2 separate regions of the Homo sapiens genome follow, and region 1 is linked to region 2. Evidence: chromatin loops called from intact Hi-C (ENCODE). Cell type or tissue: Caco-2. All regions are shown on one strand. Each heading gives the region's core, and the rest is flanking DNA. Links, peaks and the distances in the headings are about the cores only.

Region 1 (5,978 bases), core at 688-5,687, 950 kb after region 2:
CAATGCCAGGATTGCAAGTCTGTTTCCTTTTTTCCTGAGCATGGTTCAGGGATAACTTTAGCCACTGAATTCCTTGAGCGTCAGGATCACCCAAGCTCTATTCTTTGTTGTGGACTCATCGTCCAGCATATAGTAAGCATTCAATAAATGGCTGAATTAATCAGTGTTCCCAATAAGAAAGGGTTGAGGACTTCTGGCTTTTGTACCCCTCAGCCTAACACCTGGTGCTGGCTCTGAGGAGCTTGCACCTGCTCCGAGGGTCAGGGCTAAGTGGTTTGAGCAAGTGGCAAGCTCACAGGTCCAGTTGGCTGAGGGCCTGACCCATGACGATCCATTTCCTTAAGCAAACGAGACATGTCAATACAAAGGTCACAAATAATCAGCAGCATAACTCCCCGACAGGTCTCCCTCTAGAGCAGGGGCGTCCAATCTTTCAGCTTCCCTGGGCCTCACTGGAAAAACAAGAATTGTCTTGGGCCACACATAAAATAGACTAACACTAACGATAGCTGATAAGCTTTAAAAATATTGCAAAAAAAAATCTCATAATTTTTTAAGAAAATTTACAAATTTACATTGGGCCGCATTCAAGGCCATCCTGGACTGCATGCAGGCCGAGGGTTGGACAAGCTTGCTCTAGAACCTTAAAGGAGAGAAAATCTCCTTTCACTTTGGTTCAGGACAAGAAACATTAATTGAGCAACTACTATGTGTCAAGAACAAGAACATAGATACAAATAAAGATATAAAAAGGAACATTCCCTTGACATTCAGGCCATGCTGTCCAACCCTCCAGAGAGTGGCCTCCATGGGGATCAGGAAAGGTGTATGTCAAATCACTCTGTGACCCCTAAAACACATATCTCATCCCCACAAGTCATTCTTTTACATGCTGCAATATAGTCATTGCATTACTTCAAAGCTATTCATCAGTTTTTCTCATGTAAACTCTTACTAAAAAAAATTCTAGGCACCTTTGTGATCGCTCAGGTACAAGGCTGCATTTCAGAATCTCATCTTGCCTCTGGCAAGTTCCCCACAGGAGACAAACACTAAAGATGGATTTGATATAACTATGTCAAACGAGGAATAAAGCAGACAAGTGTACTCACCAAGGTACCCACAGAGCACCTGGGACTGTCTGGAGCACAAGCTGCCCACTGAGCCAGAGGGTGTTGTAACAACTGGGCAGACAGCTAGGAGTTTTAAAAAGCACAGTCATTAGCTATTTTACTGAAGAGATGCCTGGCACAGAACTATACAAAGATTCAAAGTAGAAGAGGGACTCATTGAATGTTCTTATCATTTCCCCAGAAATAAGGTCCCTGCTACCTGGGGCCAGGGGATTAGACACTGAGGATCTAAGGAGGATTCCAGATTTTAGTCCCAGATCTTCTGGCATCCCTTAACCAGCAGTCAGACTCCTGAATTCAGTTTTCCCTTTAGCACGTTCTAATGTTAAAATAACAGAGTACAATTTACATACTGAAACGGTAAAATAAATACCTTGATTTATATTAAAGATGAATAAGAAAGGCTTTGACCTCCTTTGACAAAAGACAGTCTACCGATTAAGAATAAAACTTTGGTTTTCATTTGGCTGGCCTAGATTTCAGTGTTCTTAAAACCACCTGTCATCATTTCTAACCCGCATGTGAAAACTCCTTCTTGAATGAGTCAAAAATACAAGTGAATATTGGTTTGGGGCTACTTACCTACAGTTTAAAAAGCTAGAGCTCTCTGAAATGGACTAAACGCATCTTCCACAATAGTTATTACATCTGGAAAATTTGAACTTCACTTTCTTTAAAGTAACAGCAACCCAATTTGTATTTTGCCCACCATATTCTTAGAAAAGAAAGCACACCCCCTCCCCCACAAAATATCTCAAATTGAAGAGGAAATATTGCTGAGTGTTCAAAACTTTTTCCATTGGTGGTAAGGTCAATAAAAATATAGAATTTTTGCAGAAGAAGATGTTAATTCAAACCCCTGTTCTGTCACTGATTTCCTGTGAATCCATGGAGAAGTCTGTAAGATGAGGCAGACGTAACCCTGCCTCTGAGGGTTTTTATAAAATTGAAATGAGATGATATATTTAAAACAGACTGACAGACAAAAGGTGGTCAAGGAATATGAGCAGTTGTCTAACTTGTGTGACAAAAGAAGCCCTGACTGCCTATTAGGGCCTGGCATGAATATCATTCTTTCCTGGCTCCTTTCATACACTGGGAGTCCATGCACCTTCCATGTTTATAGAGCACGTCTTCTAGAAGTAACACTGCCACTATTCAGACCTGACTTGAAAACTTCTTTCAACACAAGACAAAGGCTTTGTGGACTCTTCTCTTGATTTATTTTTTATTTTTGCCATATGTGTGCCTCTTATCACTTGATTTTTAAATGGATAACAAAGACTTTTTCCATACTCTGGAACTTACCATGTCCAATATTCAGCCCACTATCAAGATCCCAGTGGCAGATTTTTCACAAATGTGTGGATTACACCTTCTAGGCGGAACACTCTTTAACTGAGATATGGGGCTCTGACTGGCCAGTGTGGCATGGAAGACGAAGACCCAACAGCGGGGATTCTATAAGCACATACTGCTATCATGTTGCCACCATATGCTGCTTCCAGCTGACATCTGCTCACATATGTTCCCACCAATAAGAAACCATGCTGTTTATTTTTAGAGGCTTCTCCACAGTCTTACAGGAAGAAAATTCCCTCAAATAACCAGTCAGCAAAGACAGGAAGCTACACTGGATATAAACGGTTTGTCACAAGATTAACAAGTCAGACAAAGTTTTCTCATTCGTATCTGACCTTTAAAAAGAGATGCTGAAAGTTATCTTAAATAAAAATCTCAAAGAATACAACCAGAGAAAGGTAGAATATGCAGAGTAAGTCACTTGGTTAGCAATACTTTTTCTTCAAACTATGGCCCTATGCATTTCTTGGGGGGATTTAAGTGCTTTTCCTGGGAAACAGCACCTTCTTCAGGCCAGTGTACGCCGTGGTGCAGAAGAGGGACAATTCTATTAAACAGAATTCAGATCCCAAGGTCACCCAGGTCATAGGAAGTCTGTGTGGGAATAAGATGAGGTAATTATTGTCACTTGCAATTTCCAGCCTGCAGTTCTCAAGTATGCACCTTTGGTTTACTTTCACTCTGCTATAAAACAGCATTAAAATCCCTTCTTTTCTTTCCTTTCTTTCTTTTTTGTTTTTAAGTAAGGCAGGAGGACAGGGAGCTCTGGTGCTGATCCAATGCCTTAGAAGTTAAGACCATGAATGAGATAGAGATGTAAGGATGCTAATGATTGTTCAGTCTACAGAAAGCAAACCTTAGTTTTAAAATAATCAGTTTTCAGGCCGGGCGCGGTGGCTCACGCCTATAATCCCAACACTTTGGGAGGCCGAGGCAGGCAGACCACGAGGTCAGGAGTTTGAGACCAGCCTGGCCAATATGGTGAAACTCCGTCTCTACTAAAAATACAAAAATGAACTGGGTGTGGTGCCACGTGCCTGTAGTCCCAGTTACTCAGGAGACTAAGGTAGAAGAATCGCTTGAACCCAGGAGGCGGAGGTTGCAGTAAACTGAGATCACACCACTGCACTCCAGCCTGGGTGACACAGTGAGACTCTGTCTCAGAAAAAGGAAAAAAAATCAGTTTTCAATCATCTACATCATTGAAGCAGCACTGAGGTATGGATACACTCTGTTTAGAACAGTGAGGCTTTGGATATATGCGAAAAGGCTTTGTAACAAAGAAATGTAAAGAATTCTCAAAATCTGAGGCATTTATAGTCTTACAAACATAACTTTTTTTATTTTAAATTTTATTTTATTTTATTTTAAGTTCCGGGATACATGTGCAGGATGTGCAGGTTTGTGACACAGGTAAACGTGTGCCATGGTGGTTTGCTGCACCTATCAACCCCATCACCTAGGTATCAAGCCCTGCATGCATTAGCAATGAATCCTGATGCTCTCCCTACCCCATCCCCACTGACAGACCCCAGTGTGTGTTGTTCCCCTCACTACGTGCATGTGAGAAACCTGATATTTTTAGAAGAACGCAGGCACTCACTAATTTATGATGGGGGACTATGGGTAACACAAGTCATAAAATAGAAACAGTCCTAGAATTAAAACTTCGCATGGGTAATTTACAAAGTAATTAAATGACTAGGAAGTTAATTAACTGTAACAATGTTGGGGTTTATTTTTGCCTGCAATGACACAGCTAAGAAATAAAGCAACAAAACAAAAATACACAGTGTTTCCAGAGTATGTTTCTGAACTATCTGCACAAGGATCACCTGGCCGCCTTATCAAGATGCAGGTTTCTGGAGCCCATCTTAAAACGAACTGAATTATAATCTGAATTGGAGTGGCTGACAAAGGCTTGGGAATCTACATTTATAAAGGTACATCAGTAATTATTTTGCATGGTAAAATTTGAGAACCCTGGTACAGGTTATTATGCCTTACAGGTTAGCAAGGCCTTTTACAGAACCTCATTTGACCTCAAAACAATCCAATCAGGTGAATCAAGGAAAAATTATTCCCTCATAAGGGCTATTTGTTCTGAGTAGGTAGTGGTTTTGTCTACTGTGAGGGTCTATAGGATAGAGATAAAGCCATTCTTACTGCAATGATATCTTAAGTAAAATTAGATGTCTTACAAATGTACAACTAAACTCCCTATCAAATAAGCTCCTGCCCTAATCCCTCCAGCCTCTCCACACAAACAAACAATGCATCTCTCTTGTGATATAGCAACTCTGTAAGTGGGTACAATCATTCCTCCCAACACTGAACTACAATGAGTTTCTACTCTTCTTAGAGAATTCTCAGCAAGAAAGGGAAAACTGATCCAAATGTATAACAATTCAGGGTCAGCTTAGATCAAGACCCTCTTTCTATAATCTGAGTACTTGTGACAAACAGTTAATAAAATTAGACATGACTTTACACACATAGTTTCATTATTGATGGTGATATTTTCTGACAGTGGAATTCTTCTGAAATACCTCTCTCTCCAGGACAAACTAGCACCGGTCACCTCATTCTACGTAGAAGAAAAGTGTAAGTTTAGTAGGTGGAATCATGGCAGTTCAGGACTTAGTTTAGAGATCCGATCAGTGATTTTAGTTAACACACATAATAACCTAAGGCTTAATACTATGAAGAGATACAAATGAGTGACTAAATTACTATCCAAAACAACTTAATGTTTTAAAAATGCCTCAAGATATCTCAGACAGAAAACAGTGAAGACAGGTACAAGAAACCCAGGGTGGTGAAGTTTAACAGATCCATCTGAAGGTGGAACCTCCTGCTTCAGAGCCTGAGGTCATGGCTATTATTCAGCTTTGCTTCTGCTTGGCTACTTCCAGGTAGGAGTCAGAGGTTTGGTGCACTCCTTCCTCTGTCTCCCTCTCGTTAACCTGCAGAGCCCAAAATGCCAAGGATGAACTTGAATGTAGAAACATTTTCCCCACAGAAAGCCCTGACTGACCTCTGGGGGGACCGTTCCTTGACCAAACCACCCATCCTTTGCACAGAAAAGTCCTCCATCTGTGATTGTTTCTTTATCTGTCTAAAGTAGAATCAGAATAAGTCATTCACACTTTTCTGGAGTTTCTAAGCCAGCAGTTTTATTACAAGAGTTCACTGCTGGGTGCGGTGGCTCACGACTGTAATCCCAGCACTTTGGGAGGCCAAGGCAGGCAGATCATGAGGTCAGGAGACTGAGACCATCCTGGCTAACACGGTGAAACCCCGTCTCTACTAAAAAAAATTAGCTGGGCATGGTGGGGGGTGCCTGTAGTCCCAGCTACTCGGGAGGCTGAGGCAGAAGAATGGCATGAACCCCGGAGGCAGAGCTTGCAGTGAGCTGAAATCGCACCACTGCACTCCAGCCTAGGTGACGGAGCGAGACTCTGTCTCAAAAAAAAAAAAAAA
Region 2 (5,978 bases), core at 426-5,425:
TGACTCACAACTCAGTAGTGGCGGTAGACAGTGAACTCCTTTCCACTTGTCCAGAGCCCACATTCTTTCACTTATGACTTGTTCTATGTTATCATTTCCCAAGGGTCACAGCACATGGCTCTACACTGGATGATATAAAGGATTATAAACATGAAGAGACAGAACAACGAGATCTGCCTTCCAAAAACTTACAGATAGGCAGGCAAGATAAGGCATAGTCACAATAACCTACAATACTATAACCTATAATACTAAACAGAAAAAGAGATGTTAGAAGACAGGAATCATTGAAGTGTGACTGTATTATTAGTATCATCATTCATAATCATTGTAAGGACTATTATCGGTAGTTGTAGTCACAGTGATAAGACTTCTGGTTAGTAAGCTGTCACTTCAGTGCTTCCTCTCTACATCTCTGGAGGGCCCACCAATAGACCAGGAGAAGAGGAACTGCTACCTTCTCTAACGCAGCCTATCGCCTTCAGGTACAAATTCAGCCCAATACCACCTGAAGTCATATGCTTTGACTGTTGTTAGATTTGGGACAAAAATCCCGAGGAGCACTGAAAAAACAGACAAGGTGCCCACAAAAATGCTTTAGAAGAAAGAGGTAGAGAGCCCCTAGTTGCCTTCTCTTTCATGATAGTACTCTTGAAGCTGTGCCGATGAACTGTGCCCCAAGAAAATCTTTCTCCCATACTCAGGTTCTACTGGGCACTCCCAGCCCCAAGGGCTCCCTGGCGTGGTTTCCCCAGGGGTCTGCCTGTATCCTCATGCAGCTGCTCATTGGACACAGCCTTCACTGAGACCTCCTCAACTCCAAAAATGATGTGATATGTGTGTTTTGGTTTTGTTTTGAGGGAGAGGAGGAAAGGAGGCACAAAGAGCCTAGGACAAAGGGTGTGCTTGATCTAAAGAAACAGGGAAAGGAATACTTGAGGTCCCTGGCAAAATTTCAAAGTGAAGTTTATCCAAGCTGTCCTCTCACTCATTCCTCTACAGCCCCTGACCCTCTCCCACCTCTCTGCAGCCCTCACTTGCCCAGCTCTCCTCAGAAGTCCAGTGCCCTCCTTCCTCCTGCAATATGTCCTTCTCCTCAACTTCCCAAGGCACCAAACTTGGGAAAGCACCTTTCCCAAACTGTCCAATGCACCAGCATTCATTCTTCCTCTTTCCTTTCACATCACAAGCTTCTTCCTTTTACAGCAGCTTGGCAAGTGCTCAGAAAGCAGAATGATTAGAGTAATTCAAACAAAAATAAGAAGATTCCACTGTAACCTTCCAACGGGTTTCCTGGATCACACAATATATATTTTTAATGTATAGAATTCAAAATATTATTGGTGAAAAATTTTTATTGGTTAGCAGCAGGAAACCTGTTATTAAAAGCATTCTATGTATTTAGCCAACACTATTTTAATAGAAAGTTACATGAAATATAGAAAAGAAAAAATGCACAGCACCAGGTACAAAATCAGTGCTTAAGAAATGTTTGTTGGATTATGCGTATATTCAAATTCTCACCATTAATATCTGATGTCCTGGTGGTATAATCATGATGCATTTCTTTAACTATGAGAAAGATTAAATGTATTTAAGCCTTTTATCTTGTTTAAAATCTGTATTAGGGAACTACTATATCCAAAACACCATGCTAGGTTGTGAAAAGAGAATGATAGAAAGATGAAAAAGACATGGTGTCCACCTTAAAAAAAAAAAAAACACCTACAACATAGAAGGGAAGGCAAGCCAACGTGTAAATGACATCAAAGATTGGGATTGGTGTTGGTATGGGGGGAATAATGCTGATATTGTTCCTACCAAGAATATTTGTTCCATAGTTCCAAGCAAATATGTTCATACTGCTGACAAATGTCATTCCAGAAAAGTAGATTGATTGCTAATCAGGAATCTGTAGATTACAGCATCCAACACAGTCCATGCATGTTCACACTTCACCATTTTTCAGGTGATATTGCTGCATCTCACAATTTTTAAACTTCAAGAACATATATTGCATTTCTCACTTCCTATTTTCCATTCCATGACTGAAAGATAAAGGTTGTGGTTAAGCACAAACTCCATGTCCAGACTCAGGGAGAAAGAAAAAAAAAAAAAACTCTTAGACTAGATAACTAAGGAAAAAACATTTTCTGCAATAATTTTATATGATGAATAAGACTACAGGGTGGGTAATGTAGAATGGATAAACCAAAATGATAGAATGGATAAGCCAAAGACAATGAAAGTGAATATTTAATCTCTCTCCCTATGAGCCAGGAACTGTGCTAAATGCTTCACCTTCATCAACACTTTTCTTACTTCTCAGCAATCCTTAGACAGTGGAACTATTTTCACTTTACCAAGGAATTGGAGGCTACTAAGAGTTAAATTTTCCAAGAGAAGATAGAGAACATGTAGTTGAACTGAGATGCTAATTCAGGATTTTCTGGCAGCAAAATCCATTTTCTTAACCAGTTTCCTACATGTATTGTTCGTTTTTCCCATAGGGGTAAGGGATATACACTCATGAAAAAATGAAAATCATGAAGACAAATTTTATTTCACTTCACTTTTTTCTCAAGACTGCCATTATTTCATTTCCCCCCTACTCTATAATTCATAGCATGGCCTTTGCTTTTAGTTGATCTGAGTCACAAAATGTGCTTTGAAGTCCAAGCTTAGACAAAGTGAGATAAGGGCAGGCTCCAACCATCCTCAAAGCGTTCCCATTTTGTTTATTTTACTCACAGGCCTTGATCTTTTGATCTGTTTGTTCCTGCTTTCAGGACACTTGAGTGCTTGCTTATGGCATGTCTTCCAACTCAAATCAGCTATTCAAACCCACAAATTCCAATCTGGGCTCTTGTGAGTTAAGGTTCCCAGGTTCTTGGAAAGCCATGGGGACCTCAGATAGGGAGCAGGCAGGGCTGACTGCATGTGAGAAAATGAGGGAGTAAAAACTATTGGATTTATTATTCATCACCCCCATAAATAGGTACAATGTTTTTGTACCTTGAAAACAGTCAAAAACATTCCCTCCCTTTCAGTGTGTGTCACTTTGATCTTCTCAACAACACAGGGAGGAGTGTTATAATCTCACTTTGGTTTATAGATGAGGTAACAGACTTGGAGTGTTCACTCCATCAGTAAATAGCAAAGCTGAGGCTCAGTCTCAGATCTTCCAACCCCTAATAATATTATTTCCCAGAGAGCACACTATCACTACCTTTTAAATGCTAAATTTTATCTTCATTAAATAAGAAATGTAACCAGTTCAGTGTCAATGAGGGCAACTTAAGTAGATCAAAACTAAGACTGGGATTCCAACTCACTTACCATTTTGGTTTCTGTGACTTCTAGTCACTGACATGACAACACATGGTAGTAACTGGGTTCTAACAAGCTAAGATATAAGTCCTGTGTCTTGAGATGAATATTGTATTAGTCCATTTTCATGCTGCTGATAAAGACATACCTGAGACTGGGAAGAAAAAGAGGTTTAATTGAACTTACAGTTCCACATGGCTGGGGAGGCCTCAGAATCATGGCAGAAGGCAAAAGGCATTTCTTACATGGTGAAGGCGACAGAAAATGAGGAAGATGCAAAAGCAGAAACCCCTGATGAAATCATCAGATCTCATGAGATTTATTCACAACCACGAGAAGAGTATGGGGGACACCTCCTCCATGATTCAAATTTTCTCCCCCGGGTTCCTCCCACAACACATGGGAATTATGGGAGTACAGTTCAAGATGAGATATGGGTGGGGACACAGAGACAAAGCATATCATTCAGCCCCAGCCCCACCAAATCTCATGTCCTCACATTTCAAAACCAATTATGCCTTCCCAACAGTCCCCCAAAGTCTTAACTCATTTCAGCATTGACCCAAAAGTCCACAGTCCAAAGTCTCATCAGAGACAAGGCAAATCCCTTCTGCCTACTAGCCTGTAAAATGGAAAGCAAGCTAGTTACTTCCTAGATACAATGGGGGTACACAGGTATTGGGTAAATACAGCCATTCCAGATGGGAGAAACTGGCCATAACAAAGGGGTTTTGCAAAACAAAGGGCTCATGAAAGTCTCATGCAAGGCTCATGCAAGTCTCAAATCCAGTGGGGCAGTCAAATTTGAAAGCTCCAAAATGATCGCCCTTGACTCCAGGTCTCACATCCAGGTCAGCTGATGCAAGAGGTGGGTTCCCATGGTCTTGGGCAATTCCGCCCCTGTGGCTTTGCAGCGTGTAGCCTCCCTCCTGGCTGGTTTCACAGGCTGATGTTGAGTATCTGCAGCTTTCCCAGGTGTGCAGTGCAAGCTGCAGGTAGACCAACCATTCTGGGGTCTGGAGAACGCTGGCTCTCTTCTCACAGCTCTACTAGGCAGTGCCCCAGCAGGGACTCTGTGTGGGGGCTCCAACCCCTCATTTCCCTTCTGTACTGCTCTAGCAGAGGTTCTCTGTGAGAGCCCTACTCCTGCAGCAAACTTCTGCCTGGGCATCCAGGTGTTTCCATACATCTTCTGAAATCTAGGCAAAGGTTCCCAAAACCCAATTCTTGACTTCTGTTCACCTGCAGGCTCAAAATCATGTGGAAGCTGCCATGGCTTGAGGCTTGCACCCTCTGAAGCCTCAAACCGAGCTCTACGTTGGCGCCTTCCAGCCATGGCTGGAGCAGCTGAGACACAGGGCACCAAGTCCCTAGACTGCACACAGCATGGGGGCCCTCGGCCCTGCCAACAAGACCATTATTTCCTCCTAGACCTCTGGGTCTGTGATGGGAGAGGCTGTTGCAAAGGTCTCTGACATGCTCTGAGACATTTTTCCCATTATCTTGGGGATTAAAATTCAGCTCCTCATTACTTATGCAAATATCTGGAGCCAGCTTGAATTTCTTCTCATAAAATGGGATTTTCTTTTCTATCACATTGTCAGGCTGCAAATTTTCCAAACTTTTATATTATGCTTCCCTTTTAAAACTGAATGCCTTTAACAGCACCCAAGTCACCTCTTGAATGCTTTGCTGCTTAGAAATTTCTTCCACTAGATACCCTAAATCATCTCTCTCAAGTTCAAAGTTCCATAAATCTCTAGGGCAGGGGCCAAATGCCACCAGTCTCTTCATTAAACATAACAAGAATCACCTTTGCTCCAGTTCACAACAAGTTCCTCATATCCATCTGAGACCACCTCAGCCTGGATTTCATTGTCCATATCATTATCAGTATTTTTGTCAAAGCCATTCAACAAGTCTCTAGGAAGTTCCAAACTTTCTCACATTTTCCTGTCTGATTTCATGCTGCTGATAAAGACATACCCAAGACTGGGAAGAAAAAAGGTTTAATTGGACTTACAGTTCCATATGGCTGGGGAGCCTCAGAATCATTGTGGGAGGTGAAAGGCACTTCTTACATGGCGGCGGCAAGAAAAAATAAGGAGGAAGCAAAAGCAGAAACCGCTGATAAAACCATCAGATCTCATGAGACTTGTTCACTACCATGAGAAGAGTATGGGGAAAACTGCCTCCATGATTCAAACTATCTCCCATTGTGTCCCTCCCACAACACTTGGGGATTATAGGAGTACAATTCAGGATGAGATTTGGGTGGGGACACAGAGCCAAACCATATCAAATATTAACAATGAAATCAGATGTTATTGACATGTATCTTGTCCTCTAATGTTCTCAACTTTGCTCTAATTCTAATGATGCTGCTTATTAATTAGGCAATTTCAGCCATCAACAACTAAGGTTACAAAATAGCCACACTACCCATATCTCAGTGGCTTAACAAAATGCAAATTTATTTTTTGGTCCTATAAAATCCAAAATGAGTATTCCTAATCAGCTCTCTTCTAGTTGATGCAGGGACTTGGGTTTGGAAGAAACCATCTCACATTCCACCATCTTCAATTCATGGCTAATGTCACCACTGAACAGAAAAGAGTGTGAAATCTTGTGTGGGAGATCGTTATAAG

The links. A loop is a pair of places that touch in the nucleus more often than their neighbours do. Peaks named below come from ENCODE experiments on the same cell type or tissue, not always from the same donor. Only the 100,000 strongest peaks of a DNase experiment are listed, where the experiment ranks them.
Region 1: it touches region 2 in a loop (2.9-fold over the local background); 2 of 110 quality-filtered maps call a loop at or near these places.

What each region holds. Positions count from the first base shown.
Region 1 is chr1:218,358,552-218,364,529 of GRCh38, reverse strand. All of the region lies in intron 1 of TGFB2 (transforming growth factor beta 2), which reads right to left. Among named protein-coding and RNA genes, the nearest start is that of TGFB2-AS1, 16 kb to the right of the region's middle. In Caco-2, for the core only: a CTCF peak has its summit at 3,001; no DNase peak of the experiment used is centred there.
Region 2 is chr1:219,307,279-219,313,256 of GRCh38, reverse strand. It overlaps a transcript of LYPLAL1 not described here. Among named protein-coding and RNA genes, the nearest start is that of LYPLAL1, 140 kb to the right of the region's middle. In Caco-2, for the core only: no CTCF peak of the experiment used is centred there; a DNase peak (open chromatin) is centred at 2,806.